Linked DNA regions of Homo sapiens: region 1 is linked to region 2. The links are chromatin loops, found by intact Hi-C in ENCODE. Cell type or tissue: heart right ventricle. All regions are shown on one strand. Links, peaks and the distances in the headings refer to the core of each region. The heading gives the core; the rest is flanking DNA. Region 1 holds the start of KRTAP4-12 (keratin associated protein 4-12). Region 2 holds the start of KRTAP4-1 (keratin associated protein 4-1).

Region 1 (15,569 bases), core at 3,393-11,392, 60 kb after region 2:
CCCATATTAGGCCAGTGAAAGTTTATTCAGAGTAGCTCCAAATGCCTTTTCATATTTTAAAACAATGAGTCATTGTTAACAGTTTCAAATTGAATAAAGGAAATGATACCTGGTGCATACTTTGAAGAAGTCTAGAGAGTCCACTATCTAATGAGCATTTATGACTCACAAATAGGATATGTCTTCCTCATTGCTCACCGGTAACTAACTCAGAAAGATGAGCTTGTTTCTTTTTATTTCCCTACTCTAATTCTGCTTCTCTTTGACATCAAAAGAGATCTTGGCATCATGAGAACAATTTGCCCAAACAGGATCATGGCGTGATGCACAGATCACAGGTACATACCGGACTGAATCCATGTGATGGGCCATCTTGAGAAGACACAGTAGACAAAGAAATAGGCAAGATAATTCTGTGAGAAAGTCCAGATTGGAAAATCTTAACACACTAGGAAAGGGAAATAATATTTTCCTACATCTTAAAATATTTAACCAGAAAAACGTAATGATCTAATTTCGTGTATAGTGTATAGGTGTGTTTTAAACTTCCCTCTACTCTCTAGATGTGAGAATTTGAGTCTCTGGAAAAAAGTGACAGCAGACTGATCAACAGGAGAAAAGGCATACAAATTTATTACATGCATGTGCAGAGCCTCACAAACTATAAGACTTGAAGAAGGGCCAATGATTGAAGTTTGTATAGCATCAGAATAGGGTCTTGGGGATTCTTAGGGGAGGTGTCCACAAGCTATGGGAAGGTGAGGGAAAGAAATGTATGGTGAACAAAGGCTGTCTTGCTATGTAGGTAAAGTCTTTCAGGCAAAGCCGCTCTGGGGTGATGTCAACATTTAGCCTCTTTTCCTGTTATATATCTTTCCTGGATGTCTTCAGGCAGATACGGGAACCTCAGAGAAAACCTCTGCTTATAGCTGCTGTTCCCCACAATTCCCCAATCAAGGTACCAAAGAATCATATTTTGGGGTTTTGTTTTCTGAGCCCCAACATCTCCATAAGAAAATAAAGTAGGAAATGATCCCGGACATGGTCACAGCTGCTTCAGCAGAGCACAAAAAAGGACAGGTGGCAAAGGGACTTTCAAATTTACTAAGCTCACTCTCTTACTAATATGTATATTTAGAATTGTTATATCTTCTTGCTGAATTGATCCCTTTATTATTATATAATGACCTCCTTTCTCTGTTTTTACTGTTGTTGATTTTAAGTTTGTTTTATCTGTTATAAGTATAGCTACCCCTTCTGGAAAAATAAGCTCATAATGGTCAAAATTGAGACATAATGTTATAAAAGCCTTGAATTTTAAAGAAAAACATAATAATTATTTAAAGAAAAGTAATCATTTGAACATCCAGGCAAAATGTCCATGTCAACCAGAAGGAAATAAAACGAGCTTGTTTTCACACATTTTGATGAAAATGTCAGAAGATAATAGAGTAATGCTCAAGGAAAGAAAATGTGAGGCAAAGATTTTAAATTCAGCCAAACTGAACTTCAGGTATAAAGGCCACAAACAAACTATTATAAACATGAAAAAACTCAGTGAATATTCTCCACCATGGGTGGATCCTGAAGAATTTATTAACAAGTGAACTTCATAAAATCAGATGACTAAAGATACTGGAAGGACATCTACATGAGGTCTGGATCGATATATATCCTTTGGAACTAAGAACAGAATGAACGATAAGCCTAAGAGAGGAAGTGTGATAACTAACAGCTATGTACTGACAATGTTGATACAGCACAACTACCAAAACAGGAAGGAAAAGGAGAGCAAATATATAAAGTAGAAGTTTGCTGATTGCCTTATAGATATTAACCAGGAATTCAAATCTCATGCTCAGGGAGTGAGGAATAAAGAGGTAACCAGATAATTTCAATATTTCTGTAAGCAGAGAATCAACTGACAGTAGCTAAAAAATAGAGCTCATGAGGTATATAAAGGTAACCGTTAGTACAAAATACAAACATTCCTAAATACCAAAAGGCATACTGAGAAAGAGAGAGAATTTAAAAGGTGAAAGATTAGAATTTTAAAAGTGAAAGACAGAGAGATAGAAAGATAAAGAGACAGGCAAGAGAAATATTTAACAAATATAGAAGATAACTTATTATATATCATTATTATATATAAGTATAATAAAAATGACATAATTAAATTTAAGCATATTGATTATATCCATACATATAATAGGCTCAACTGACTTTAAAAAAAGATTTTCAGATTGGCTTATGAAAAGGAAAGCTCAGCATTATGCTGTCTATAAAGAGACACAAGTGAATCAACAAGCATCAGAAGGTTAAAAGTGAAAAGGTAAAGACAGAGATACATATATGAAAATGCAAATGGAAGAAAGCAGGGGCTACAATTCTTCTATCCCACAAGTTAGACTTACACAAAAAGCATTACAGAAGACAAAGTAGGAAAAAGTATTATGCTAAAGGCTACAATCAACACATAAATATAGAGATAAAACTTCACATACAGAAGCTACAGTTAATATAAGAATAAAAATAAGACAAGCCAATAATCAAATACTCTAATCCACTATGGAATTAATGAGAGAAACTGTGGAGAAAAATTAATAAGAATATTATTTTATGTTTTTGTTTGCTTTGTCGAAGATCAGTTGGCTGTAAGTATTTGAGTTTATTTCTGGGTTCTCTATTCTGTTCCATTGATCCATGTGCCTATTTTTATGCCAGTACCACACTGTTTTGGTGACTATGGCCTTAGAATGTAGTTTGAAATCAGATAGTGTGATGCCTCCAGATTTGTTCTTTTTGCTTAGTCTTGCTTTGGTTATGTGGGCTCTTTTTTGGTCCCATATGAATTTTAGAATTGTTTTTTCCAACTCTGTGAAGAATGATGGTGGTATTTTGATGGGGATGGCATTGAATTTGTAGACTGCTTTTGGCAGTATGATCATTTTCACAATATTGATTCTACTCATCCATGAGCATTGGATGTGTTTCCATTTGTTTCTATCGTCTATGATTTCTTTCAACAGTGTTTTGTAGTTTTCCTTGTAAAGGTCTTTTGTCTCCTTTGTTAAGTATATTCCTAAGTATTTTTTTTTTTTTTTGCAGCTATTGTTAAAGGGGTTGAGTTCTTGATTTGATTCTCCGTTTGGTCGCTGTTGGTGTATAGAAGAGCTGGTGATTTGTGTACATTAATCTTATATCTGGAAATTTTGCTGAATTCTTTCATCAGTTCTAGGAGCTTTCTGGAGGAATCCTTAGAGTTTTCAAGGTAAACAACCATACTGTCAGCAAACAGGGACAGTTTGACTTCCTCTTTACTGATTTGGATGCCCTTTATTTCTTTCTCTTGTCTGACTGCTCTGGCTAGGGCTTCCAGTACTATGTTGAAGAAGAGTGGGAGAGTGGGCACCCTTGTCTTGTTCCTGTTCTCAGAGGTAATGCTTTCAACATTTCCCCATTCAGTATTATGTTGGCCGTGGGTTTGTCATAGATGGCTTTTATTACATTAAGATATGTCCCCTGTACGCTGATTTTGCTGAGGGTTTTAATAATAAAAGGATGCTGGATTTTGTCAAATGTTTTTTCTGCATCTATTGAGATGATTATGTGATTGTTGTTTTTAATTTTGTTTATGTGGTGTATCACAGTTATTGACTTGCATATGTTAAACCATCCCTGCATCCCTGGTATGAAACCCACTTGATTATGGTGGATTATCTTTTTGATATGTTGTTGGATTCAGTTAGCTAGTATTTTGTTAAGGATTTTAGCATCTATATTCATCAAGGATATTGGTCTGTAGTTTTCTTTTTTGGTTATGTCATTTTCTGGTTTTGGTATTAGGGTGATGCTGGCTTCATAGAATGAATTAGGGAGGATACCTTAATTGTCTATCTTGTGGAATAGTGTCAAAAGGATTGTTACCAATTCTTCTTTGAATGTCTAGTAGAATTCTGCTGTGAATCTGCCTAGTCCTGGACTTTTTTTTGTTGGTAATTTTTTAATTACCATTCAATCTCACTGGTTGTTATTGGTCTGTTCAGGGTATCTAATTCTTCTCGATTTAAGTTAAGAGGGTTGTATTTTTCCCTGAATTTATCCATCTCTTCTAGGTTTTCTAGTTTATGTGCATAAAGGTGTTCATAGTAGCCTTGAATGATCTTTTGTATTTGTGTGGTGTCAGTTGTAATAGCTCCCATTTCATTTCTTAGTGAGGTTATTTAGATTTTTTCTCCCTTTTCTTGGTTAATCTTGCTAATGGAACATCATTCAAAGCTGACCAAAGTATTTTTTTTAACTCCTGTCAATATGAACCTGTGGGTTCCAGTTCATATCCCCATTGGTGCTCAAATAACAAACTTCAAGTTGGTCTCTGGCTACTTTTGACGTGAATCTAGTAGATTTTTTTTAATATATATATAATAAGATATTCCAGGTTCATTTGTATATTTCCTTACCCACACTTATATTCAGCCATTTCTCCAAGGAACCCCTGTTCCTTGTAGTGAATATGGCATTTGGGACGAAAGATTGAAATGTAAAAATGATGAGTATTACTAAATTGATTATTTTCTCTCAACTTTTTCAGTGTCCACAACTAGAAAATATTTGCTTAAAAGATAAAGTACATCAGCGTTTCTACTGATAATTACAGGATTTTTACTTAACCTCATATCTTTTTCCTAAATCTCTTTTATTCCTTGCCAAAAATAACAGTTCCTTGATGTAATTACTCATTTTCTTTATTACCTAATGCTTGCACAACAATCTTGGAATAATATTGCCAATACTAATAACAACAGTGTAGTTATTGCAAACAAACTTAACAGGTTTTTGAAAAAAACATTTTGGCCTTGGGATAGTTACTTTCTCTGAAGTTATGCCTGGATATACAGTTAGATTCCATTGTTGTGGTGGTGGTTTTAGTGATTTTGAGAGATTTTAAAAATTTAATATTTTTATAAGTATGTAAAATATTTACATGGGTGCAAAGTCCAAGCTACAGAAAAAGATACATTCAAAAATAATCTAGTGTCTGTTTCTATCTTCTCTATTCTATTCCCTCCATCCTCTATGGGTCAATTTTTAAAAAACAAACATGGGCTGGGTGCGGTGGCTCACGCCTGTAATCTCAGCACTTTTGCGAGGCTGAGGCAGGGAATCATGAGGTCAGGTGTTCAAGACCAGCCTGGCCAAGATGGTGAAACCCCATGTCTATTAAAAATACAAAAATTAACTGGGTGTGGTGGTGGGCGCCTGTAATCCCAGTTACTCAGGAGGCTGAGGCAGAGAATTGCTTGAACACAGGAGGTGGAAGTTGCAGTGAGCCAAGATCGCTCCACTGCACTCCAGCCTGGGTGACAACGTGAGACTCCGTCTCAAACAACAACAACAACAACAACAACAACAAAACCAAATGTGGTTGATTCTTCCATTATTTTTTTCTTTTTTTTTCAGCTACATTAAATTACAATTGACATATAATAAATAAACTGCATGTACTTAAAATGCACAATTTGATGTTTTGACAGAAGTCCCTCTTTCCTGTTTTCTCATCTCCTCTCTCTCTATTCTTCTGTCGTTTTTTAAAGTGTAAGCAAATATACTTTCAATATTTATATCCTGGATTTTTAAAACATTGTTGCAGAACAATTGTACACATTTTCCTCCACTGCTTTATCGTCTCCTAACAATATCTACTGGAGATTAATTTATAGTAGCCTATAGAGACACTCCTTATTCCTTTTGACAGCTGCATAGTACTCCATCATGGGAAGGCACCACAGTTTATACACCAGTACCCTATTGAAGGACACCTGGGTTGTATCCAGTGTTGTTGTAGTTTTTAGTTTTTTTCCCAAATAGAACTCTTATGAATCGTCTTGTGCAATATCTTTCATATATTTACCTGAGTATCTTTGAGATATTTTATGGAATTGGGATAGCTGAGTCAAAGAATAATGCTGCTAGTTATTGCCAAACCTTCACAAGACAAATACGAGCATGCCTATTTTCACATCATCTCACTTCCAGAGAATGCTATCAGATTTTGAATTTTTGATAATCTAACAGGTGAGAAGTATCGTACCATATTATTTCATTTCTCTTACTATGCATGAGATTGAGTATATTTATATGGTGGTAAAATATTTGCATTTTATTTTCCCATTAGGCTGTTGGTCTGTTTTCTATCTATTTCCAGAAGCCTTTTTTTCTTCTTCTTCTGTCACCCAGGCTGGAGTGCAGTGGTGCAATCTTGGCTCACTGCAACCTCCGCCTCCTGGGCTCAGGCAATCCTCCCACCTTAGCTTCCTGAGTAGCTGGGACCACAGACCACAGATGCATGCCACCTCGCCATTTTTTTTTTTTTTTTTGCTTTTTTTTGTTTTTTTGGTAGAGATGGGGTTTTGCCAAGTTAACCAAGTTGGTCTCAAATTCCTAACCTCAAACAATCCGCCTGCCTTGGCATCCCAAAGTGCTGGGATTACAGGTGTGAGCCACCGTGTCCAGTCTCAGAAGTCTTTTATATACTATTAACCCTTTGTCCGTGATATTAATTGCTAGTTCTTTTTTTATTATTTAGTCATTTGTGTTTTTACTTTGTTTATGATGGTTTCTTACCATACATTTTTTTTTTTTAAATTTTACTTTAAGTTTTGGGATACATGTGCAGAACATGCAGGTCTGTTACATAGTTATACATATGCCATGATGGTTTGCTGCACCTATCAATCCGTCATCTGGGTTTTAAGCCCGACATGCATCAGGTATTTGTCCTAATGCTCTCCCTCCCCTTGTCCCTCACCCCCGACAGGCTCCAGTGTGTGATGTTCCCCTCCCTGTGTCCATGTGATCTCATTGTTCAACTCCCACTTAGGAGTGAGAACATACCTTGCATCTTTTTAATTATAAATAATTGTTTTTAAATATCAGGAGGGATTTAATTGCAAAATGTTCATGCGCAAAATGTTCCTTGAACACTCTAGGAGAGACGCCCTTTCCCTGTTACAGACTGTGTGACTTCAATCTATCTGGGCCTCAAGTACCTTGGATGTAAAGAATTTAGAAAAATTGTGTCTACATAGCAGAATCCTTGTGAAGTATAAACAAGATAACAATTATAGAGGACTCAGAAAATTCCTGACACATAGTAAGCACTCAAAAAATTATAACTATTAGTATTGTTTCATCTTTCATTGGAAGTGTACAGATTAAATACATAATTGTTATTTTGTTCACTAATCACACCATTCTCTAAATAGTTGCTAAATTCTTTCCTATACATGTTTCTTATTTGTCTTGTTTAAGCTTCTGTAGGACAGAAATTAAACTTGATCCTTTGTTTCTTTTCTCCATGTATCAAGCAAAATATCTCCAACATACATTGTGAGAAAAAGCAGCTTTCGAGTATGAGAAAATCTACTTTCAATAACACTTCAGTTAAACACATTCAGTGGGTATCTTGACTTACCAACAAAATAGAACAAAAATGTTCCTTATGATCCCCATCTCTGAAGAACATGCCAACAATAATTTATAAAGGGACCTATCATGCCAATGTATTTTTACTTGTAAAGCAATGAATCATTGCATTATATCTGTTTCAAGCTAAATAGAGTCAATAACATGAAACAGGAATTTCAGTGGGATCTTTTATATCTCACTGACCAGCCACAAAATTCAAAGGAATCACAGTGTTCCTTATTATACACAAGTTACCTCCTATCACCCCCCAAAGATGAATCTTTCATCACATTTTCCTACCAGCATTCTATGTAATTTATTTTTAACCTCTTTGAGAGCAGAGGAGATTTAGTCATCATAAAATCTATTTTCAACTTATTATCCAGGAGTCAAATAAATAAAGAATTAACTTATGAAATCCAATCAAACAATGTCATGTAATGGGTCTACACATCAGAAGACACATCAGATGAAGGAAGGAGAATGAGAGCTGATTCACTTGGCTTAACCAAATTGGATAGCTCAGAATACAACAGGAAAAGGAAATGTTGCCTTTTCTATTTATAGAAATATTTACCAGATAAGGACAACTATCTAATTTACTAAAAAACAACTGATTCTCTATTAGTAATGTGCAAACCACAAGATTATTCACATTGTCATAGTGGTTCTCAGCAGGGTATAAAAAGCAAAAGAGAGAACAAGGAGAGATCAAACTCAGAACACTCACTCTCCTGGAAACCCACCGAGAACCTCCACCCTCTGACACCATGGTCAACTCCTGTTGTGGCTCTGTGTGCTCTGACCAGGGCTGTGGCCTGGAGAACTGCTGCCGCCCCAGCTGCTGCCAGACCACCTGCTGCAGGACCACCTGCTGCCGCCCCAGCTGCTGTGTGTCCAGCTGCTGCAGGCCCCAGTGCTGCCAGTCTGTGTGCTGTCAGCCCACCTGCTGCCGCCCCAGCTGCTGTCAGACCACCTGCTGTAGGACCACCTGCTGCCGCCCCAGCTGCTGTGTGTCCAGCTGCTGCAGACCCCAGTGCTGCCAGTCTGTGTGCTGCCAGCCCACCTGCTGCCGCCCCAGCTGCTGTCAGACCACCTGCTGCAGGACCACTTGCTGCCGCCCCAGCTGCTGTGTGTCCAGCTGCTGCAGACCCCAGTGCTGCCAGTCTGTGTGCTGCCAGCCCACCTGCTGCCGCCCCAGCTGCTGCATCTCCAGCAGCTGCTGCCCCTCTTGCTGTGAATCCAGCTGCTGCCGCCCCTGCTGCTGCCTGCGTCCAGTCTGTGGCCGAGTCTCCTGCCACACCACTTGCTATCGCCCAACCTGTGTCATCTCCACCTGCCCCCGCCCCTTGTGCTGTGCCTCCTCTTGCTGCTAAATCTCTGCTGTGAACACACCACTTCCTTATTACGTCCTTTCCTACAGATGAAGGCTCTCATTGCAAACATGCGGACTGTTCAAGAGAATTGATCTGGGTCCCATAAGCAAACCTCATCCTTAGAAATTCTGTATTTGCATTCTACCTTTTGTCCAAACTCCCTTCCTTCCAAAGGAATTCATTGACAATCTCCTAATAAATTGACAAATTGTCCTCCAACATCCTCCCACCTCTTTGACTTCAGGACATTTATTCATCATGCCTAAGGAATTTGAAGATTGCCTCCATCATTTGTAGGGCCACAGATCTTAAAGCCTCCAACCTTGAAGTCCAGTGAAGTCTCTCTCTTAAAGTCTTTTGCAAACATTTTTGTACCTTGTTATTTCCATGTACCAAAATAAACCTCTATTCTATTGGCACTGAAAATTGAATATGATTCTTATTCTCTTTTTAAAAAGGGTTTTATATTTAGGTCCTGGGTGATTACATTTAACTACACCTGTAGGGCTCACAGCACAGATTAGTCAACCTTCTAACAGAGGTCAACTGACATCGATCACTGCCTAGTTTTTTTCTAGAAAAGTCTTTTCAGGCTTAGGCAAATCAATTAGTCATTTTGTATTCTTTAGACAAAAAGAGTGAAGCTGAAGTCATGAAATATCCATGAATATAACAACAGGGGAAACGTTTTGAAAGATTGATCACAACTCATCATCTTTTAAAAAATAATTTCAACTTTTATTTTAGAATCAAAGAGTACATATTCGTATTTGTTACATGTTGTGTGATGCTGAGGTTTGGGCTACAAATGATTCTGTCACCAGGTACTGAGCAGTGGGTCATTTTTAGCCCTTCCTCTCTCCCTCTCTCCCCCCTTTTTGGAGTCCCCAATTGTTCTCATCTTTGTGTCCATGTGTATCCAATGTTTAGCTCCCATTTGTAAGTGACAACATGCAATATTTGGTTTTCTGTTCCTGGAAAAATTTGCTTAAGATAATGTCCTCCAGCCACATCCATGTTGCTGCAAAGGACAAAATTTCATTCTTTTTTATGGCTGTGTAGTATTCCATGGTGTGAAAATGTCACATGTTCTTTATCCAATGCACTGTTGATGGGCACCTAGACTGATTCCATGTCTTTACTATTGTGCACAGAGCTGTGATCTTTTAAAACACTGTATTTCAATTTCTTTTTTTTTCCAGTAAAAGCAGCTATTAGGTGGTTTAGCAAAGTCCATGTATTTTCTACTGAGTCATGTGTAATGAATCCTCAACACAAACACAGTGGATCTCCTTCATTCTGACTGGCAGAGTTTCAATGGGGAGTTCATGCTGCCATGTAGAGAGGGCCACCTTCACGGCCAGGCAGGTGATGGAAATGAAGGAAGCAGGCCTAGTGAAAACTCACAGGTATGCTGGAGACTGATTTTTTTTCTTTTCGTCCAAAGTCATGCCCTTTTTTTAGGATGAAACTATAAAGACCCACATTTCTCCCCAACTAGGGATGCCTCTAATGGGTCATCTCATCTCCAGAACTCCCTATAGGTTCATCTGAGACTTCCACGGAGATTGCCCTGCAGTTTGATTTATCCCAGTGTCAAACTTGATCTTTCTCTCACTTTCCCTTCCTTTCCCTTCCCTTCCCTTCCCTTCCCTTCCCTTCCCTTCCCTTCCCTTCCCTTCCCTTCCCTTTCCCTCCCCTTCCCCTTCCCTTTCCCTTTCCCCTCCCCTCCCTTTCCCCTCCCCTGCCCTCCCCAGTGTTAATCCCAAGAGCATGCTTCAATAAACCTCCTGCATATTGCTCTCCATCTCAGTGACTGCTTCCTGGGGAACCCAGCCTGTCCCCCAAAACAATTTGAAATTCATGATAGCTAATTTGAGAGCTCAAATGACTGACTGAAATGTACTTTTAATATTTTAGTTCCTGAAAGAAATAAGAATGTAAACATAATAGCAGAAAATATATTTAACAGAATATGTAGAAAAATTATGAATTTTATATAAATCACATTTATTATTTTCTAAGGATGTTTAGATCATTTATACACAAATATATGCTCTTTAAACATTTAGACAATACAAAAGAATGTGACAATGTGAACAAAAGTAAGTTTCCCATCATGATCTTTGCCAATCCCATTCAATACCTAATGTTGCAAATTGAGATACATCCTCATTAAATGCATGCATAAAACATGTATGTATTTATTTGAAAACTTGGCTTTCGTTGCACATCTCTTGTTCTGACATTTATTCAAACATTATTTTATGTCCTTCCGGAAATGTTAACATTTTCCTTCACAAAGGCTTGGCAGATTTATTTACATATTTTTCTATTTACTCTTGAGAACTGTGAGTACATGCTTCTTTTTTTTTTTATTATACTTTAAGTTCTAGGGTACATGTGCACAACGTGCAGGTTTGTTACATATGTATACATGTGCCATGTTGGTGTGCTGCACCCATTAACTCGTCATTTACATTAGGTATTTCTCCTAATGCTATCCCTCCTCCCTCCCCCCACCCCACGACAGGCCCCAGTGTGTGATTTTTCTCCATTAAATTTTAGAGAGAATTATTGCTAGTGTATAAAAAGTCTATGGATTAGTATAAGTTCATATTTTATCTGATCTCGCGATTCACACTAATACCCAGCTGACTCTACAGGATTTTACAGGTGTGCAATCATGGTGGCCAAGTGCCTCCAGCCTCAGGCTTGTCCCTGGGGTTCGTCCCCAGCTGCCCACAGTGGGGGCCTTACCATTAACACAAACACTGTTGGGATTTTCTACCTTTCCTGTCTTACTTTCACCGTTTCCTCACTTGTGCTTCCTGGGATCATCCCCCAAATAAATTATGTGCACTCAGGTCTTTTTCTCAAGGTTTGCATTGGGTAGAATTTAAGCTAAGACAACAGATTATCAGCAAACATTTTTGGCTGACTGATACGAAACAGGAAATAATAGTTATTTCAATCAACAAGAGTAAAACGAGGAAGTCAGGAGGTGAAGGAGAACCAGTGCTACCATCTGGCGTTTACTTCCTTCCTGTCTTTTTACTGTGTGAATATAGGCATGCACGTTCAACACTGTATTCTTGGTTATCTATAAACAAGTCTCATTCTATAAATTGAATCTTGACTTCCGCAGTTTCCACGTATGTTATTTATCGGGTGACATGTTACCTATCACACAAATGAGTTTAGTCTTCCTGAAATGAAATTATGATTTCTTTGTTTGGGATGTTTTCCTCCCTTTTATCCAGAAGTCAAAAGATATATACATTTTTTAAAGGACCTTACATGCCTCTATGTCATCAAAAAAACCTTCATTCACTCAACAAACATTTACCACCAGTGTTCTCTGTGCTGAGTATCATGGTAACGAGAATAAATGCCATAGCGCAAGCCTTCAGGGTATTTGCATTGCACGTGGTGGAAAGACAGAAGTAAATGACTATGATACAGGAGAATGTATAAATTATGAGCACAAGGCAGGAAATCATGATACATGAATGGGGTAGCTTAGCAGGAAAGATATTATTGAGGAGGAAATATTTTAACTGGGTCTTGACACATGAGTAGGAGTTTGCAGAGTGGACAAAAAAAGATGAAACATTCCAAGAAGATGAAGCAGTTTCAGCAAGCTTAGCAAATTGTATTCTTTACGGCTTTCTTGGCTACACTAAGACATATTAGGCTTACTTTCTCTTTAACCTTGGACAAGTTGTTTGTTTGTTTGTTTTAAGTTTTTAATGCTTCTTTTGAGTATTCCCCTAAAAGACTAATAAGAATATAAACTAGTTCATAAGGTTCTATTAAAGCGTGAAAATGAAACAAATGTAAGATATTTGGTACAATGCCTGCTACATAGTCAATACTTCACAAGTAATATACATACCATGAGGGTGTATGGAACTTATCCACATATTATACATTTCTTATTTTAGTTGTTTAATGAAAATAATTGTAATTCTTTTCATTTCTGCCAAACTGTTTCCTATCCATGTGTCTTATGCAAGTACCTGCAAGAAAAAGTTGAGGGTTTATCTGTTCTACACCCAGAGTACCCAATAGAACATCTTGGATGCATGTTATTGAAGGCTTAATAATTCTAAATATTCTTTATATATAACAAATGCTTTTGTAAATGAAAAATCCATCATGCAATTTTGATGATCAAAGATTAATCAGGCTGGGTGTTGGGGGCTCATGCCTGCAATCCCAACACTTTGGGAAGCCAAGGCAGGTGGATCACGGGGTCAAGAGATCGAGACCATCTTGGCCAACATGGTGAAACCCTGTCTCTACTAAAAATACAAAAGTAAGCTGGGTGTGATGGCGCAAACCACCTTACTCGGGAGGCTGAGGCAAAAGAATCGTTTGAACCCAGGAGGTGGAGGTTGCAGTGAGCAGAGATCATGCCACTGTACTCCAGCCTGGCGACAGATTGAGAATCTGTCAAAAAAAAAAAAAAAGATAAATCAAAACTTCCTACTCATAATGCATATACTGTAAGACATACAGCAAAATGTGTTTTTACCCTTTAAAGGCAGTGAGTCATGGGTAAGTACTTTCGCTGGAGGCTGTGGAATAAGATCTGACAGAGTTTAGAACTTCTTGGGATCTGACCATCTGCCCGACCATCCGAGATGCACACATGGGATCAGAGTCATCCTCATTACAGATGGGACATCCTTCCCCAAATGAGTGCTTCCTTCTAATTCCTTCCCAACATTTCACCTGACCAGGACATTCTTTGACAACAAAAGATACATTCACATTATAAAAATCATCCCCCATGATTTGCAGACAGCAATCTGCAGGTAGGAGGGAGAGTCACATTTAAAAACAAAATGTCAGAGAGTCCTGTGACCAGTGCTTTGTAAAAGACACTGCATAGACCAGGGACAAAGGTGACTCCCCACTAATGAAGAAATATGACATGCATTTCCAATGGAAACACAGGAGCACAGCAGGAAAAGGAAATGGGTTATTTTCTCTGTTTTGGAGTATTTAACTGGAAACACAATGATGTAATTACATGATTAATTTTTCCAGTAGGTAAATAATAACAAGGAAATAATGATGTGGTGGCAATGGGCCTTCAGGAGGGTATAAAGGGACTACAGGCCCAGGAGACTTCCAAACACAAGAACTTCACTCTCCTAGAAACCCAACTAGATCCTTCACCCTCTGACACCATGGTAAACTCCTGTTGTGGCTCCGTGTGCTCTCACCAAGGCTGTGGCCGAGACCTCTGCCAGGAGACCTGCTGCCGCCCCAGCTGCTGTGAGACCACCTGCTGCAGGACCACCTACTGTCGCCCCAGCTGCTGTGTGTCCAGCTGCTGCAGGCCCCAGTGCTGCCAGTCTGTGTGCTGCCAGCCCACCTGCTGCCGCCCCAGATGCTGCATCTCCAGCTGCTGTCGCCCCAGCTGCTGTGTGTCCAGCTGCTGCAAGCCCCAGTGCTGCCAGTCTATGTGCTGCCAGCCCACTTGCTGCCGCCCCAGATGCTGCATCTCCAGCTGCTGTCGCCCCAGCTGCTGTGTGTCCAGCTGCTGCAGACCCCAGTGCTGCCAGTCTGTGTGCTGCCAGCCCACCTGCTGCCACCCCAGCTGCAGCATCTCCAGCTGCTGCCGCCCCTCTTGCTGTGAATCCAGCTGCTGCCGCCCCTGCTGCTGCCTGCGTCCAGTCTGTGGCCGAGTCTCCTGCCACACCACTTGCTATCGCCCAACCTGTGTCATCTCCAGCTGCCCCCGCCCCTTGTGCTGTGCCTCCTCTTGCTGCTGAGCCCACTGCCCTGGCTCATCTCTCCCTTCACTGCAGGCCCACAGTTGTAGACCATTCTTCTGTGCTGACTATTAGGACACATGGAGTGGGATTGATGTCATTCAGCAGGGTGGACTTCATGTTTCCAATGAGCCCATCACCATCCCACTGACTCTGTGAGAACATTCTGGTTCATTTTAAACTCCCTCCCTTGCTTTCTTTCTCTTCCAGTCATGGCACCAAATATGAAATAATTTGTAATCCACTAGCTAAGAAATTATTCCAATCCTCTAAATTCCTCATTTTTTAAATCGTTTTGAGCCTACAGAATATCCTTCCCAGTGAGGTACACATTATCTCCATTTCAAACATATTATTTGTCTGTCAGCCTTTCAGTCATTCTTTTCTCTTGGAAAGGTAGGAGGCTGCCCCTCCCATGCTCTCCTGCTTTCTCCCTGTTCTCTCTTTGTCTCTGTTTGTTCAAGTTTGCCAGAATTTTTCTATTTTATTGGTTCTTTATCTTTATTGTGTTCACAAAATATATTGTATTAAACTTTTCATTTAGAAATCTTTTATTGTTTTTTGCATTTTTTTGTGATAATTTTCACTGAGTTTACTGATTCATGGGGGTGAGGTGGGAATGCAGTAGAAGGGGATTCTCAAAGCATGATTCCAAAGTAAGACTTCAGGGATGAACTCATAGTGCCAAACTGCTCCAATGTCACGCATAAACTAAAATAAAATAGAAGCTTTTGATTGTTTCAATTTGATATATGGAATGCTTTGGGATAGGTAAAGCCCCAGTATTGTTGTTTGTAAGTTCATCCATGATTTTAGAACTTATGATATCATGGTAATACTCCTCACTCTTCTGTGTCAAATTTAAAAGGCACATCTCATCCTACTGCATTCCATCTTGATTCAAATCAGTTAAGGCAGACTCCAAATGTTATATAAG
Region 2 (15,569 bases), core at 1,452-9,451:
TGCAGCAGGAAGGCTGGCAGCAGCTGGCCACACAAGTGGGCTGGCAGCAGGTGGTCCTGCAGCAGGTGTTTTGACAGCAAGTTGGGTGGCAGCAAGGCTGGCAGCAGCTGGGCACACAGCAGGAGGGCTGGCAACAGGGTGTGCTGCTGCAGGTGGTCACAGTGGTGGGCTTCCAGCAGGTTGTCCTGCAGCAGGTGGTCCTGCAGCATGTAGGCTGACAGCAAGGGGAACAGCAGTGGGTCATGGTGTCAGGGGTGAAGGGTGGGCTCCTGTTCAGAGGTGAGTTTCCAAGAATCTGATGACCCCCTTCTAGTATCTGGACCTTTTATACACTGGTTCCCAAATCTGGAACCAATGAGCAGAATTTTCCTGGTTATTATTTATGACATTATTTTTCATAACCTATAGGGAATTGCCCAGGGACGAAGTGTTCCTTAAGTGTTATGAATCTTCTGAAAATAAATGATTGTTCTACTTAACAATAGATAACCCATAAAAACTTATATCCAGAAGTGAGAGAGGTGATCAACATCAATAGCATCATTTAACTATAAAGTATATATTTTTATTTATTATTTTACTGCTATTATTATCTTAGAGACAAGGTTTCACCTGTCACTCAGGCTAGTGTGCAGTGGCGCGATCATAGCTCATTGTGGCCTTGAACTTCTGGACTTAAGCGATCCTCCTACCTCAGCCTCCCAGAGTGATGGGATTACGGGCATGAGCCACTGTGCCTCGCCTGAATTATCATTCTTTAAGACAGAGTACATTGACTGATCCCCTGACAACTGAAACTAACTTGAAGAGGCCAGAACTATTGTCACCACCTACATTTTCCCCTCCAGCACTAGAACATGGTGATTAACTCAAGGTGACAAATGTAAACCATATTTTAAAATATTTTCCGTTAAAATGTATTTTTTATCAAACTTTTCATCTGTGTCACACAAACACAGATTCAATGACAGTAATTCTAATAGTAATAGCAACTCCACTTGGGTATCTCAATTCCTGAAACAGGGGACTGGGCTCAATTGTAATTGTCGTAATCTTTTCCATGCTGAGCTCCACATCTGTTGATGGCCCTAAGTACAAACATCCCTGGGTACATGATGTTTACGCTTAGTGGTGCAAAGAAAAGTTTAAAAGCAGTTAGTCAGACAACTAAAATATTTTGCTTTGAATTGCAGTTTGAAAATACAAACACCGTTGTGTGTGTTTTTTTTTTTTTTTTTGAGACGGAGTTTCGCTCTGTCGCCCAGGCTGGAGTGCAGTGGCGCGATCTCGACTCACTGCAAGCTCCGCCTCCCGGGTTCACGCCATTCTCCTGCCTCAGCCTCCCGTGTAGCTGGGACTACAGGCGCGCGCCACCATGCCCGGCTAATTTTTGTATTTTTAGTAGAGACGGGGTTTCACCGTGTTAGCCAGGATGGTCTCGATCTCCTGACCTCGTGATCCGCCCGTCTCGGCCTCCCAAAGTGCTGGGATTACAGGCGTGAGCCACCGCGCCCGGCCGTGTGTTTTAAATGAAGGAACAAACGGGACGAGAATGACTCCATCATGTGTATTAATGGGGAAAACACAGAATAAGTTGCATAATATTTTGGATGCTTAGCAATTTCCATATCTGGCTAATCTATTCAAATAAAGAGTTTCTTATTTTCACTGGCAACAAAATGGTCTTTTGATACAGCTTGACTTGCTCTGACTTAAACTGTGGCTAAAAATTTCTGCCATCTCTGCTGCTGAGGCATCCTGACCTTAGCTGTGAAGGTGGACACAGCCTCTGTTTGCTGGTCCAGCATATGGGTAATGGCATTGCCAGTTCATCCCATAAAATGATCTGGTGCAGTTCATTTAGTCAGAATGAAGTTATAGTGAAGGAGAGGATGGGGTGGAGTATTCTTCACTTGTGTCTCCACCCTGAGAATGGGTTTGGCACATAGCGGGAACCAAAACATGATTATTGAATGAAGAACTTTACATTTACTAGCTTGATTTTTTTTTTTTGGAGATAGAGTCTTACTCTGTTGCCCAGGCTGGAGTGCAGGGGCGTGATCTTGGCTCAATGCAACCCCCGCTTCATGGGTTCAAATGATCCTCCTGCCTCAGCCTCCTGAGTAGCTGGGACTACAGGCACGTGCCACCACTCCCGGCTAATTTTTTGTATTTTTAGTAGAGATGGACTTTCACCACGTTGACCAGGCTGGTCTTGAACTCCCGACCTCAGGTGATTCACCCACCTTGGCCACCCAAAGTGTTGGGATTACAGGCGTGAGCCACTGCGCCCAGCCCTAGCTTGAAAATTTGGACTAACAACCATTTGTAATAGGACTGGGGAATTAATTAGGGCATTGGTTCGGAAAAGAAACAGAATGAGCAATTCTATTCTGAACAAGTTAAATTTGAAGCCACGTGCCTTAGATGTTTTTTAGCTACTTCATAATTTATAAGTGTGCTATGCTGATTTCATTAGCAGCTATTTGCTATAATGTACTGGGGTCTTATTTTTTGGGTATTAACATATCCATGTTTACATCTATTTTAAATACTGTTCAAATTGAAGGGACTGTGGCTATGCAGCTCATTCAGGAACAGTAAATTAAATGGTTGGAACAAAAGAATGACTCGTCCTGTGCTCAGAATATCAAATGACACACTCTGAAAAGTATATGAAGGAATGGATGAGATGATGCTAAAACAAAAAAGGAAGAAAAATGGTGCTTTTAGGGATAAATAACTGATTAAATGGAAATTACCTTAGCATCCATTTTAAAAACCAAGGCTAACTGCTACAATGTCATGCTTCAATCAGAATATCTGATCATTTCTCTTCAGGTAAGATAAACAATAGCAAGGAAATAACCCAGGTCATGGTGATGGCAAGTCCTCAGCAGGGTAGAGAAGGAAACTTGGAAGGAAGAAGGCTTATGAACTCTAGTACCTTATGCCACTGAAAACCCACACCCAGAACCTCCACCTTCTGACACCATGGTCAGCTCCTGCTGCAGCTCCTTCTGCTGTCACCAGAGGTGTGGTTAAGACCTCTGCCAAGAGATCTGCTGCCATCCCAGCTGCTGCCAGACCACCTGCTGCAAGACCGCTTGCTGCTGCCGCAGCTTCTGTGAGTTCAGTTGCTACCATCCAGTCTGCTGCCAGACCACCAATCTGTGGATCCTGTTGTTGAATTTCATTCCTGACCACCAGCCTGAGTCAACTACCATGTTGAAAACATACTTGTTTTAAGGAGAAGGGTTATCTCTAAGCTGTCTCCCCTGCCTTCAGACAGAGAGGGCTATTTCTAAACAAACAAGTGACCATAGAACTGTGGCTCAGTTAGACCAGAATCCCAAGCCTATGATACCTGCACTTGCTTTGACCTTGATAGTGACTTCCTTATGATACATTAATTATGTCTGCAAAAATATTAATATTCTTGTTGTCATAAGAAGTTGGGCTACATTCAAACTAAGTGCAAAGAAAAAAACCTGTTATAAATAGACAGGAAGGTGATAAAACTGCAATCATAGCAGAGGCTTTAAACATACTATTTCAAAAACGGTCATTTGAAGAAGAAAAGTAAACAAAGATATGGAGAATTTGAGTAAAATCATTATCAACTTAGACACAATGGATATTTTTATGCCATTTTATGCCTAACGAACTGAATTTTCATAATTTTTATATATACCCCAAATAGTCATAAAATATGTCCATAAAAATATATTCTAAATATGTTCTTGTATCCTTCCTTCCATCCCCTCTTCCCTCCTTCCTGAATAACTCAGTCTAAATAGAAAGTAGGTGTCTGCATGGGATAGGGATGGCCTAAAGAGATAACATTCTTAATTTCTTTTTTTAAAAATTAATGTCGTCTTGCACTTATAGAAAAATTGCAAGAATAGGTCAAAGAGGTTTCTTTGGTGATAAAAAGAAAGTGATGCTTCACTGCCTCTGAGCACTAGTGTGTGTTGCCTACATCAAGGGCTTTCCCCTCCGTAAACACAATAGAATTTAAAATCAGGCTTTATTCTTGCAAACAATGTTGCAAAGAATACCCTTGAACTTACATCTTGGAAGGTATGTATAGGTGCATCTGTTGAATACATTTCTAGAAGTGAAAAGGCTCAATCAAAACACACGCACATTTCAAAATATGCTAAATTAATTTAAGATACTGTTAAATTTCAGATTCTGTTAATTACCATCTAAAGAAGTTGCCTCAATTTAGATCCCTGCCAACTGTGTATTAAAATGTCAATGTCTTTATAATTTCACCAATTTATTAAAGTTTTTAAACTTAAATATTTTACATTTGTCATTACAAATAGCAAGTATTCACTGCCATATCCCGAGAGCATGCAGTAGAACCTGGCACACAGTAGGTATTCGGTAGATGGTTTGATGAGTGAATAAGTTGTTCAATTAAAATACCTTAAATTATGAGTGAGACTAAACATCTTTCAGAAGCTCAAAAGGCACTTAAATTTCTTTTTTTAGTGAAATCACTGTTAATATCCTTTACTCAATTTTCTGTTTGGTTGTTGTTGTTGTTGTTTTTCTCATTGGGTTGTAAGAGGTATTCATGGATTAAGAAAATTAGCTCATTTATTTGTAGATTGGTTAAGGTATTATTATTTATTTTCAGCTTACTCTTTAGCCTTCTTGTTTTTCAATCAGGCATTTGAGTTTTTTTCTGTTGTAAATTTTTTTCAATCTTTTTCTTCATTGTTGTTAAGTTTTTCTGTATTAGAAAATCCACTCCACTTCTAATATTTTAAGACAATTTCTGCTGTTTTCTTCTAGTTGTTTCACAGTTTATTTTTCTCAGAAGAATCTTCAGAAAACAAGAAACATCATCCCATTTGAGGACTGCTGTGAGACACACAGTTTTCAGGATGACACACAGAATGCTGAGTTCCAAGTGATCTGTCACCTGACAATCGACTGGATGAGTAAGATTACAAGTCTTTGAAATTAAATGACACACTAAATTAACTGAAGACAAGAGGAGGAGGAAAGACTGGATTGGCTAAACTCTAACACAGAGAAAGAATAAAAGTGCATTCCACCTTTTATACAGATATTTTCCCACAATTAGCTAACTTGATAATTGCCTATCTATTAAGATAAACAATAACAAGGAAATAGCTTTTATGTGGTGACAACAGCTCCTCAGCTGAGTATAAAAGTGGACATGGGATAAGGAGATTCCCACATTCGAAAAACTCACTGTCTTGGAAACCTACCTAGAACCTCCACCCTCTGACACCATGGTTAACTCTTGTTGTGGCTCTGTCTGCTCTGACCAGGGCTGTGATCAAGGCCTCTGCCAAGAGACCTGCTGCCGCCCCAGCTGCTGCCAGACCACCTGTTGCTGCCCCAGCTGTGTTGTATCCAGCTGCTGCCGCCCATCCTGCTCTCAGACTACCTGCTGCCAGACCACTTGCTGTCGCCCCAGCTGCTGCCACCCAGTCTGTTGTCAGACCACCTGCCGCCCCAGCTGTGGTGTGTCCAGCTGCTGCCGCCCACTCTGCTGTCAGACCACCTGCCACCCCAGCTGTGGTATGTCCAGCTGCTGCCGTCCACTCTGTTGTCAGACCACCTGCCGCCCCAGCTGTGGTGTGTCCAGCTGCTGCCGTCCACTCTGCTGTCAGACCACCTGCTGCCGTGCAACTTGCTGCCGCCCCAGCTGCTGTGGATCCTCTTGTTGAACCTCATATTGGACTATCAACCATGAGCCAGTCACCATCCCATGATATGAAAGTGTCATTTATATCAACTTGTCCATGTGTTAAATGGCCATCAGCTTTATTATCCTGTTATTCCACTAAGTAACTGGTGAAAGGGCATCCATCTACATTTAATACCACTCATTTTTCCCATGGATCTCTTCCCAGCAGCATTCAGACCTCAGATGCATGATGCAGTTAGACTAAGCCTCTAAGTTTCTGACTGTTATGCTTGATTTGACCTTCAAAATTACATATTAACTGTTCTTCAATAAATATTATCTTAATATCAGTAATTCTTTTCTCTTTTTTCAATTTTTTTGAGAATTAGTTGTCAGTTTATTTTTTAGCATTACTTCTCTCAAGATAAAGACAAATTTGGGTTACCACGACCAGGAAAGAAAACTGATTTTGTAAATATAATGTAATGCTTATATTATAGAAAGGACTTCATAAATTTTTCAAAATAAGATAACTCGCTGTATTTAACTAACAAAAGTTTCTTATTCAGTCAATGAAATTATTGATCATCTGTCATGTTCATTGCACTGTTGGGCTCTGGAGATCACATCAAGATATGTGAGGCACAGGAGCTTCCTAAAAGGAGCTCACCGTCTAATCTTGGAAATAAGAGGAAAGAGCAAAGTAGATAGATTGTGCTGGGTAGTACTGATCAGAGGAGAACTTTCTGTCTTGGGGAAGAGTAAGACATTAGGAATATACATATACACACATTTAATAATAGAATGAGTTAAGTTGGTACAGGGAAGATGTGCAGGTCACAGACCCATGAAATGAAGAGGAGGAAAATATAGGAAAATGTTTACATTCTTATGAGGACAAGACTGAGATGAGCTAAGAAACAGTTGGTGTTGACCAAATTTGGTGGAAGTTAAACCTCACTGGCCTCATCCCATCACCTCTATGTTAATGGTACTATACTAAAAGTCATAGGCAAATGAGAAAGCTCTTAGTCAAAGATGGAGCCACACAAGGACAAGGGAATATCCTCTTTGGGGAAGAGTCAGGGAGGAGTTGGGTAAGGGTTTGAATGGTAGGCAATGATAGAGTTGTAAAAGAGAAGGACTCAGGCTGTAATTTTAAGCTGTGAGCTAAGAATGCACTCTCGGGATATGCTTAGACTCTACAGCTTTCTTGTATCTCAGGTAAACTTGGTCATATTCAGACAAGCAAACCATATGTCTCCTGTAGCCACATGGCTTTGCTTATTCTGCCTGATGTCACTTCCACATGAAAAAAAAATATACTTGAGCAAAATACAGGATTTAATAGAATAAAAATTATCCTCAGGAAAGGACCAAAAAAATTATAGATGTTCTAAAATGGGGAAATAATATTCTTTTCAATAATGATAATAATCATGAAGGATCAGAAAATATGGGCAGGAGTGCAGTAAGCAGTAATGCCAAGGCTGTCAAGGTGAAGCACAGATGCAGTGGAAGGTCATTGCAAATGATGGGGGTGCCACTCAGCTGATGGGTAGACAGCAGGAAGGTAAAGCGAGAAATACTGGTAGATTTCTCATTTTCATTGGTATAATTTATACCTAAATACCAATTACTGTCCACACTTGTCTGGGATAGGCAAAGCAAATTGTCAAGAAATGTTATCTGTTTTGTCTTTATAGCGTGTGTCACCATGTTTACAGCAGCCTCTCATCTCCCCATGACAAGTGAATGTTTTACCCAAGGCAGCCTAGCTCCAAGGCAGCCATCTGGTTGTTTCCTCTGCTCTTTAGCAACTACTTTCCCTTTTGGAAGTTCAAACTTATCACAGTTTCTCATGTCTTTGAGATAATTTCCATTCCATAACCAAATAATATCAATAGGCCCAAGAGTTAAGGACTTTAGTTAGAAGCAAAATTTAGACAAGGACGAAGAAGAAAATGGCAAAAATTAAAGTACATTATCATATCAGTAGAGCAATATAACATTAGTGTCATAAAGAAAGTCACATTCTTTTTTTTTTTTTTTTGAGATGGAGTCTCACTGTGTCGCCCAGGCTGGAGTGCAGTGGCGCGATCTTGGCTCACTGAAATCTCTGCCTCCCGGGTTCACGCCATTCTCCTGCCTCAGCCTCCTGAGTAGCTGGGACTACAGGCACCCACCACCGTGCCCGGCTAAATTTTTGTATTTTTAGTAGAGACAGGGTTTCACCGTGTTAGCCAGGATGGTCTCGATCTCCTGACCTCATGATCCACCTGCCTCGGGCTCCCAAAGTGCTGGGATTACAGGCATGAGCCACCATGCCCGGCCAAGGCTTTTAAGAGTTTCTTAACCAACCTTCTATTTTCTTTCTGGATGAAAGAGTTCTAATATTTTATTCTTTCTTGTAAGGGTATCGCTCTATTCTTATGAGAATCTAAATACACTTTTCTGGGTAAACATTAGCTTATGTCTCAGTTAAATTTTGAAATGAACATAGGCACAAAACAGGCAAGATGTGTTGCCAGAAGTATAAAAATGCAGGTTGTATTTATTCCTGTGGCCTATCTAATTATGGCTAATATTTGGAGGACTTTGGTGCATTCAGCACTAACCTAGTAATATGGTTGTTGGGAAAAATAATTTTTGAAGAGTTTATATCACTGTTTTAAGTCATAATTTAGGTTAGACAGAAATGTCTTTCGGGTATTTGTGGCTGGGTATTTTATTTTGAATTGCTTCTCTCCTAGGAGGAGCATGTAGGGAAAATTACTATATCTTATAGGATCCATACTCTTAAAAATGGGATTTTACATGACTGAACCTGAGGACAATTACAAATTTTAAAAGATAAGCATGAACATGGATGGGAGGGATAAAGGATAACAATGAGTCATCAAGTAAAAGGGAATCAAAAAAAAGTCATAAATGTATAGGTTTGTAAACTGGAAGTCACGTTAGAGATATCTAACCCAGAGATTTTCAAACAGTGAAGTTTGCCATTGAGTAGAGCCCAGAAATTGACTTAAAAGTCTATACATGGCTCACTCCTGTAATCCCAGCATTTTGGGAGGCAGAGGCAGGTGGATCACGAGGTCAGGAGATCGAGACCATCCTGGCTAACACGGTGAAACACTATCTCTACTAAAAATACAAAAAATTAGCCAGGCATGGTGGCGGGCACCTGTAGTCCCAGCTACTCAGGAGGCTGAGGCAGGAGAATGGCGTGAACTGGGGAGGCAGAGCTTGCAGTGAGCCAAGATAGCGCCACTGCACTCTGGCCTGGGCGAAAGAGCGAGACTCCATCTCAAAAAAAAAAAGTCTATACAAATTAATTATATCCTAAAGCTGGTGTCTTAAAAGCAGTATGGAAAGGATTACTTCAAATATACTATAAAACAGGTAGCCAAATTCAGGAATAAACGAAGGAAAGGGAAAAAAGCAAGAAAGAATAAAAGGGATTAATGAAAGATGTACAGAATGAAGAAAAAAAGGAGAGATTTTCATTTGTTAAATCAAAACAAATTTCATCCAGATAAAATATTCAACATAAAAATGAAACCGTTCAGTGGCCACACCTAACCGTGGATCCCAGCCAGTAGCCACAGCTGCACAAAAGCCCAGGCAGCAGCCCCACTGAACCTCAGGGCCTGGGCAGGAGTTTTACCCACCCAGAGACCCCCAAGAGTAAGCCCTGCCTGTTCACAAATGCTACCAGCTTCCCCGTCCAGAATCCCAGGCCGAGTTGACTGCTGAGAGTCTTTCCCTGCTGAAGGGAACTTGTAAAGTGTGGAAGAGGAGACTGTGTCCTCAAAGGCACAAACACCAATGTAAGATTGCAAGGATTTTACACACACACACACACACACACTGAAATGTTATTAGCCATGAAATGAAGAAAATCCTGTCATTTGGGACAACATGGATGGACTTTGAGGACATTATGCTAAGTGAAGTAGGTCAGACAATGAAAGACAAATAATCTCATTTACATGTGGAATCTAAAAACTCATAGAAACAGAGGGTAGAATGGTGATTGTCAAAGGTTGTGGATGGAGGAAATGAGGAAATGTTGGTCAAAGGGAGAAAATATTCATTTATAAGAAGAATAGGTTCTGAGGATCTAATGTACAGCATGGTCACTGTAGTTAATTACACTGTATTGTATATTTAAAATTTGCTGAAAGACTAGATCTAAAATGTTCTCACTACACACACTCAAAAAATGGTAACTATGTGAAGTGGTGGAGGTGAACTAATTTGATCATGACAATAATTTCACAATATATACATATCAGAGCATCAGGGTGTACACCTTATATACATACAATTTTATATTTCAATTATAGCTGAGTAGAGGTAGAAAAAATGAAATTGTTAAAGTACTAGAAGAAATCGTGAGAGATTCCTAAATATAATGTAAATTTATCTTAAGGAAAACACACACACACACACACACACTCACACACACTCACATCATGAAGAAAAATAGTTAATATAAAGTGATCTCTACTGAATCATCAGCAGGCACCAATCGTCACGGCTTCTCAAGGGCACGATTCTTTTCCAGAATACAAGGTCTCCTGGAAATCTTAGAGTTGTTCTCGTACACCACCATGGGGCTCACAGGGTCTTAATTCCACAGCATCATGGAACCCACTTTCATCCCTCAATAAAATATGATGTCTGGGTACATCAGAGCCAGAGAACAGTGCAGGCTCAGAACACCAGCCAGCGCACCAAGCAGGGGTTCACTTGGGAGCCCAAGTTGTTTTCATTCTGCTTGAATCACCTGGAAATTAGGGCCAGGGCAGGAGTAGGAACTGGCTTGGAACATAGCAGCATCATAAGAACACCACAATTTGATTTATTAGACTTATAAGCACCTGAGAGAAGAAAGGGAATCTCCCTCATTCATCCAATCCCCTCCATCTGGTTCTTGGATCTCCCTCAGAAACACCAGCTTACACTGAAACTCCTCCCCTGATTATCTGCAGAGGCTGCCCAGTTCATAAAACATTTCTATCATGGTAAGTCAGACATTTTTCCACCCCCTTCCCTGGGTTCCTTGACTCCTCAGGGGTGGGGAAATACATATATATTTATTAACTGATGAGTTAATGAATTGACAACATAGCACATTTTTGAAACAATAGTCAGCCATCCCTACATGAAAAAATATAGGCTGATATCCTTTGTTCTTGATACCTGTTTTCTGCTTTCTTTCTCTCTTTATTGATTTATTTTTTGAAAACAAAGATGTAAAGTGTGAAATTGGATCAACAACTTCTATAAGGAAGCAGCAGAGTATAGGACATCTTCAAGGCCCAGCAATTCAGCAGAGAAAGCAAGAGGGCTGGGAGCGAATTAGAGCAAGCAAAGGATACTGAGTCATCTAATTTGGGTTGGCCAGAAAATTTTGGAACCTGGAGAGATGAGCTCATGTGCCCTGTTAGAGCTAGGAAGGCAGAAAGGCAAAGTCACAAGGAAAATCTGCCCCAGGGAGCAAAAAAATGAGGGACTTGGACCTTTAAGTATAGCTGTTCTCTGAAGCCAACATTCCCCAAGAGGCCCTGAATCTGAATTTTGGAGGGTTGTTTCTGTAGAAAAGGAAACATCAAACTTTCACAGCTTAGTTTTCCACCTTAAAACAGCTCTGTATTTCTCATCAGAAGGTCTAGAAAATGGGTCACAATTCAGAGTGCGGAAGATAAAAAAGCGATAGGTCCTACGGTGTTCTCGTTCTCACACCAGTGGTCATCTGTTTCACACTGAAATCTGTTTCACACTGAAACCTTCACAGGCCATCTGACCCATAATGAAGGAGCCATCAGACTGAAATGCAGCTTTATCCTCCTGAGTCACCAGAAAGAGTCAAGGGCCTGTAAGAATAGTAATCACCCAAGAGTAGTCATGATGTGTTAAGCAAATGAGACTGAAGCACATAGTATGTGCTTACAGGCAGATGTCACATGGCTGCTCTAGGAGGAAGCTATAGTAAGAGAGACACAGGAGGTGGTTCAGGAAGAGCTGAGCTAAGGAGTCCTAACACATTAGGGAAAGGAGACAGTGTTTCCATCTATGTGGATAAGTTAACCAGAACAACAAACTTGCCTAATTTGATAATTGCCTACATATCAGGACAAATAATAACAAGGAAAGAGTGTTGCATCTGATGACATCAGGCCTTAGCAGGGTATAAAAGAGGATCTGGGGCAAGGAAACTTCCAAACCTTCCAAACCCACCTTCCTGGAAATCCACCCAGAACCTCCACCCTCTGACACCATGGTCAACTCCTGTTGTGGCTCTGTGTGCTCTGACCAGGGCTGTGGCCTAGAGAACTGCTGCCGTCCCAGCTGCTGCCAGACCACCTGCTGCAGGACCACCTGCTGCCGCCCCAGCTGCTGTGTGTCCAGCTGCTGCAGACCGCAGTGCTGCCAGTCTGTGTGCTGCCAGCCCACCTGCTGCAGCCCCAGCTGCTGCCAGACCACTTGCTGCAGGACCACCTGCTGCCGTCCCAGCTGCTGTGTGTCCAGCTGCTTCAGACCCCAGTGCTGCCAGTCTGTGTACTGCCAGCCCACCTGCTGCCGCCCCAGCTGTGGCCAGACCACCTGCTGCAGGACCACCTGCTACCGCCCCAGCTGCTGTGTGTCCACCTGCTGCCGCCCAACCTGCTCTAGTGGCTCTTGCTGCTGATGCCCTCACCTATACTCACCTGCCTTTATTAACCAGCATTCTTGATATGATCCACCTGTGAACTGAATCATGCAAGGCCAATTGGACAACCTCAGTTCCAACCAATTCTTGGATTGAGTTTGGCCTCCAAATATGCTCACCAAACACTATGTTGCTACCCTCTACCAAATGAATACAAGTTTGAATTTTCTCTGAAATATGTCAACCCCATGTTCCCTGAATTGAAATATTTGCTCTCTACCATAATTTATCACATGGAGCTATTCCTCTATCTTAAATAAATTTTAATTTTTGAGGCATACAAATAATATACGGGCATTGTGTCTCATTTTTCCTTCTTGAATTCTCATCCTTACCTGTCAAATTTTCTGATGTTCTTCCCTGCAGAGGGAGAAGACCACAGCAGATGATATCAGGGGCTCCACCTCTATCCTATCAGCACTCTCCATTCAAACATAGGAAAATGGTTCCTTAGAGCAGGCACCTGGAACTCTCTACCTGAGGACTTTCTCTGGATAAAGGAGCAAACTCTGGGCTGGAGACTTAAAGCCTCTAGGAACAGCACTCAGAGAATGAGTGGGAGTTGGTAATATATGCCCTGGCTTGTTTCCCTCCAGTGGGGGGTATGTCAAACCAGTCTTCCAGAGGTCTTCAGCGGGATTTATACCAGATGCCTGCAGGAACATTCTGATCATGAACTCACTCTATAATGACTTTCCCTCCTTCCCAGGGTCATTCTTCAAGTTTCCTCCAGTGTTTCTTGGGTTAATCGTCCAAATATACCACATGTTCTCAGATCCTCTTTTGTGGGTTTGCCCCAGAGAGCACACAATCTAAAACAGCAGCATTCCTAATCTCAGTATTAGTGTCCTTCAAAATGTTTTTGTACAATATGAATGGTTACCATAGATTTTGATCAACTCTTGAGTTTACTGTCACCTGAATGGACACCTCTGAACATTTTGCTGTTTTTTTTCTTTTCAATTTTTGCGCATTACAATTTTTTTCTATTATTTGTTCATTTACTTTTTTGGTCTTCTTTTAAGAATTTTAATTTTTAAAGTTTTTATTTCAATATGCATGTTTGCTTTTAAACTAGTTGTCTTTGATTGTTTTTTTCTTCACATCGTTTTATCTGAGGGATAGGACACAACCACCGTGTTGGTGATTCTCATCCTAAAAAAGGCTATATTGAAAAAGGTTTCACCCTGAGCCATGCTGCTAAGTTGGAGGCACCAAAGAAAGATCTAAAACAGGATGTTTGCACAAGTGACTTTTATAAGAAAATGCTCTCAGGAGAAATCAGTAAGGAAATGTCGGAAACAGAATAGGATTGTAGAAGAGGCTAAGCCCAAAAGGATTTTATTGTCATTTGACCCCACAGGAAGCTCTAGAGTGTGAATGGTATTACAGACCCATCTTTCTGAGAGGTAAGGTCGTTGGAACTTTACAATCCTACATCAGTTACCACTAGCTATGGCCCACCCTGTGGGAGAGGAAGAGGATGCGAAGAGGGCGGAATCCTCCAGATGAGGTGGCTCCTGTAAGCTGAGGACAACTATCTGGAGAAGTGTGCAGGTGAACAAAGGGAGCTGCTGGCTGTCCTACTTACACTAGCTTGGGGATGGGGGTATCTTTCTGGTAAATGGGATCAGGATAGGGAGCCCTGTAGTCCACCTCTGGCACTGCTCAGCTGCAGCTGTTTCTCTCATTAGGCTCACTCCAACTGGTTGGTCACAGTTTCTAGAGAAACGTATGAGAGGAGGGGTCATGGGCACCCCTGCTTCTGGTCTAGGTCACTTGCTTGGTAGGGTAACCCGAGTCCTCATCCTGAGAGCTCTAAGCCTTGGTTACTGTGTCCTTATCAGGCTTGAGCCCTTGAACTTGCTCATATGCAGTCAAGGCTGGAAGTAGAAGCACCAAGCATGTCCCAGAGGATCACTTAAGTGCTAAATATATTCCTCCCTGTCCCCATTGGCATAGCAGTGGTCCTACTTCCTCATGATGATGAGGCCAATTGCCTGTGGCAACAGCCCTTTTCTTTATGTGCTTTTCTCCAGCCAAAGTGATAAGGTAACAACCATAGCTTTAATTCCAATCAAATCCTTACTATGCCCCCTGGAGGTGGCTCCTCCCTTCTTGGAGCCAGGACCTCTCCATAAAACTTACAGTTATTTGGGAGGGAGCACAAATTCCCTCAAGTGGCTCACAGGGCATGAAGGTGAGTGAGCAACTCCTCTGTCCACACTTTGGTTTTCTGTATTAATGTATTTTACCTGTTGTGGACACAGTACCATGTGATGGTGATTGGTGTAATAATTCTTACTGCATCCTGAAGAACAGCGCTCCACCTCACAGGGTGTCATCTCCAAGCTGAGACCTCCATTATGGCTTCAAGAGGTGGTTGCATCACACTATCCGTTCAGCTGTTTCTGGATGGTGCAGCATAAAGTATACTGTGGGTAACAGAGTATCTACAGTTACCTGCCCATTGCCACACACCTTGTGCTCCATATGGGGTTGATCAGTCAAAGGTGAAGTTAGGTAGGATTCCACACTGCCACAACAAGTTCTCTTGGGCCCCCATATAACGGTGCTGGCTGAGGCACTGCAAGCAGAAAATGCAAGCCCATCGCCTGACTGTATGTCAATTCCATCAGCAGCAAGTAACTGGCTGATCCTCTCATAGGATGGTACCTTACGAGGGACTCAGGGCCACTCTCTTGCTGGCAGGTCGGATGTTCAGCAGTGGTGTCCTGGTATGCTGTAGACAGGATGCTTAAAAATATTACCAGTGTGGCAGCCTCTGGAATCCTTTTCTCTTCTCTTCTAGAGCACATGGATCCTTAGCAAGGTCTCCACAGTATTCACATTTTGTGTTCATCAAATCTGATTCACATGACATTATCAATATTGTGGATCAGCATGCTGTATTGTAGGATGCTCACAATGCCTAGATCTTTTGCGACTATACTGTGACAAAGATCAGGAGAATTACCATATCCCTAGTTCAGCACAGAGTGTTAACACCACTGTCTGTTCCAGGTGAAATGGATTCACTTCTGATGCTGCTTCCTGGTGGTTATTGAAAAGGACACATTTGCCAGTTTGGTTGCCATACACCCCATATTGGAGACTGTGTTCATTTGTCCCAGAAATGATTCTACATGCATCAATCACATTGGCTATAAT

Evidence for each region. Hi-C counts contacts between places; a loop is a spot of excess contacts. Peaks named below come from ENCODE experiments on the same cell type or tissue, not always from the same donor. Only the 100,000 strongest peaks of a DNase experiment are listed, where the experiment ranks them.
Region 1: it touches region 2 in a loop (2.6-fold over the local background); 2 of 110 quality-filtered maps call a loop at or near these places.

Annotation. Positions count from the first base shown.
Region 1 is chr17:41,116,791-41,132,359 of GRCh38, reverse strand. KRTAP4-12 (keratin associated protein 4-12) reads left to right here and starts at 8,178. Exons shown (of 1, transcript NM_031854.3): 1 at 8,178-9,269. The coding sequence starts at 8,238. The coding sequence ends at 8,843. It overlaps KRTAP4-11 (keratin associated protein 4-11), which reads left to right and starts at 13,987. Exons shown (of 1, transcript NM_033059.4): 1 at 13,987-15,179. The coding sequence starts at 14,045. The coding sequence ends at 14,632. RefSeq lists an enhancer at 8,498-9,051. In heart right ventricle, for the core only: no CTCF peak of the experiment used is centred there; no DNase peak of the experiment used is centred there; H3K27me3 peaks cover 400 bases.
Region 2 is chr17:41,174,562-41,190,130 of GRCh38, reverse strand. It overlaps KRTAP4-1 (keratin associated protein 4-1), which reads left to right and starts at 5,220. Exons shown (of 1, transcript NM_001386841.1): 1 at 5,220-6,031. The coding sequence starts at 5,277. The coding sequence ends at 5,717. KRTAP4-2 (keratin associated protein 4-2) reads left to right here and starts at 11,910. Exons shown (of 1, transcript NM_033062.4): 1 at 11,910-12,685. The coding sequence starts at 11,967. The coding sequence ends at 12,377. KRTAP9-1 (keratin associated protein 9-1) reads right to left here and starts at 244. Exons shown (of 1, transcript NM_001190460.1): 1 at 1-244. The coding sequence starts at 244. It also overlaps the pseudogene KRTAP4-17P. In heart right ventricle, for the core only: no CTCF peak of the experiment used is centred there; no DNase peak of the experiment used is centred there; H3K27me3 peaks cover 2,593 bases.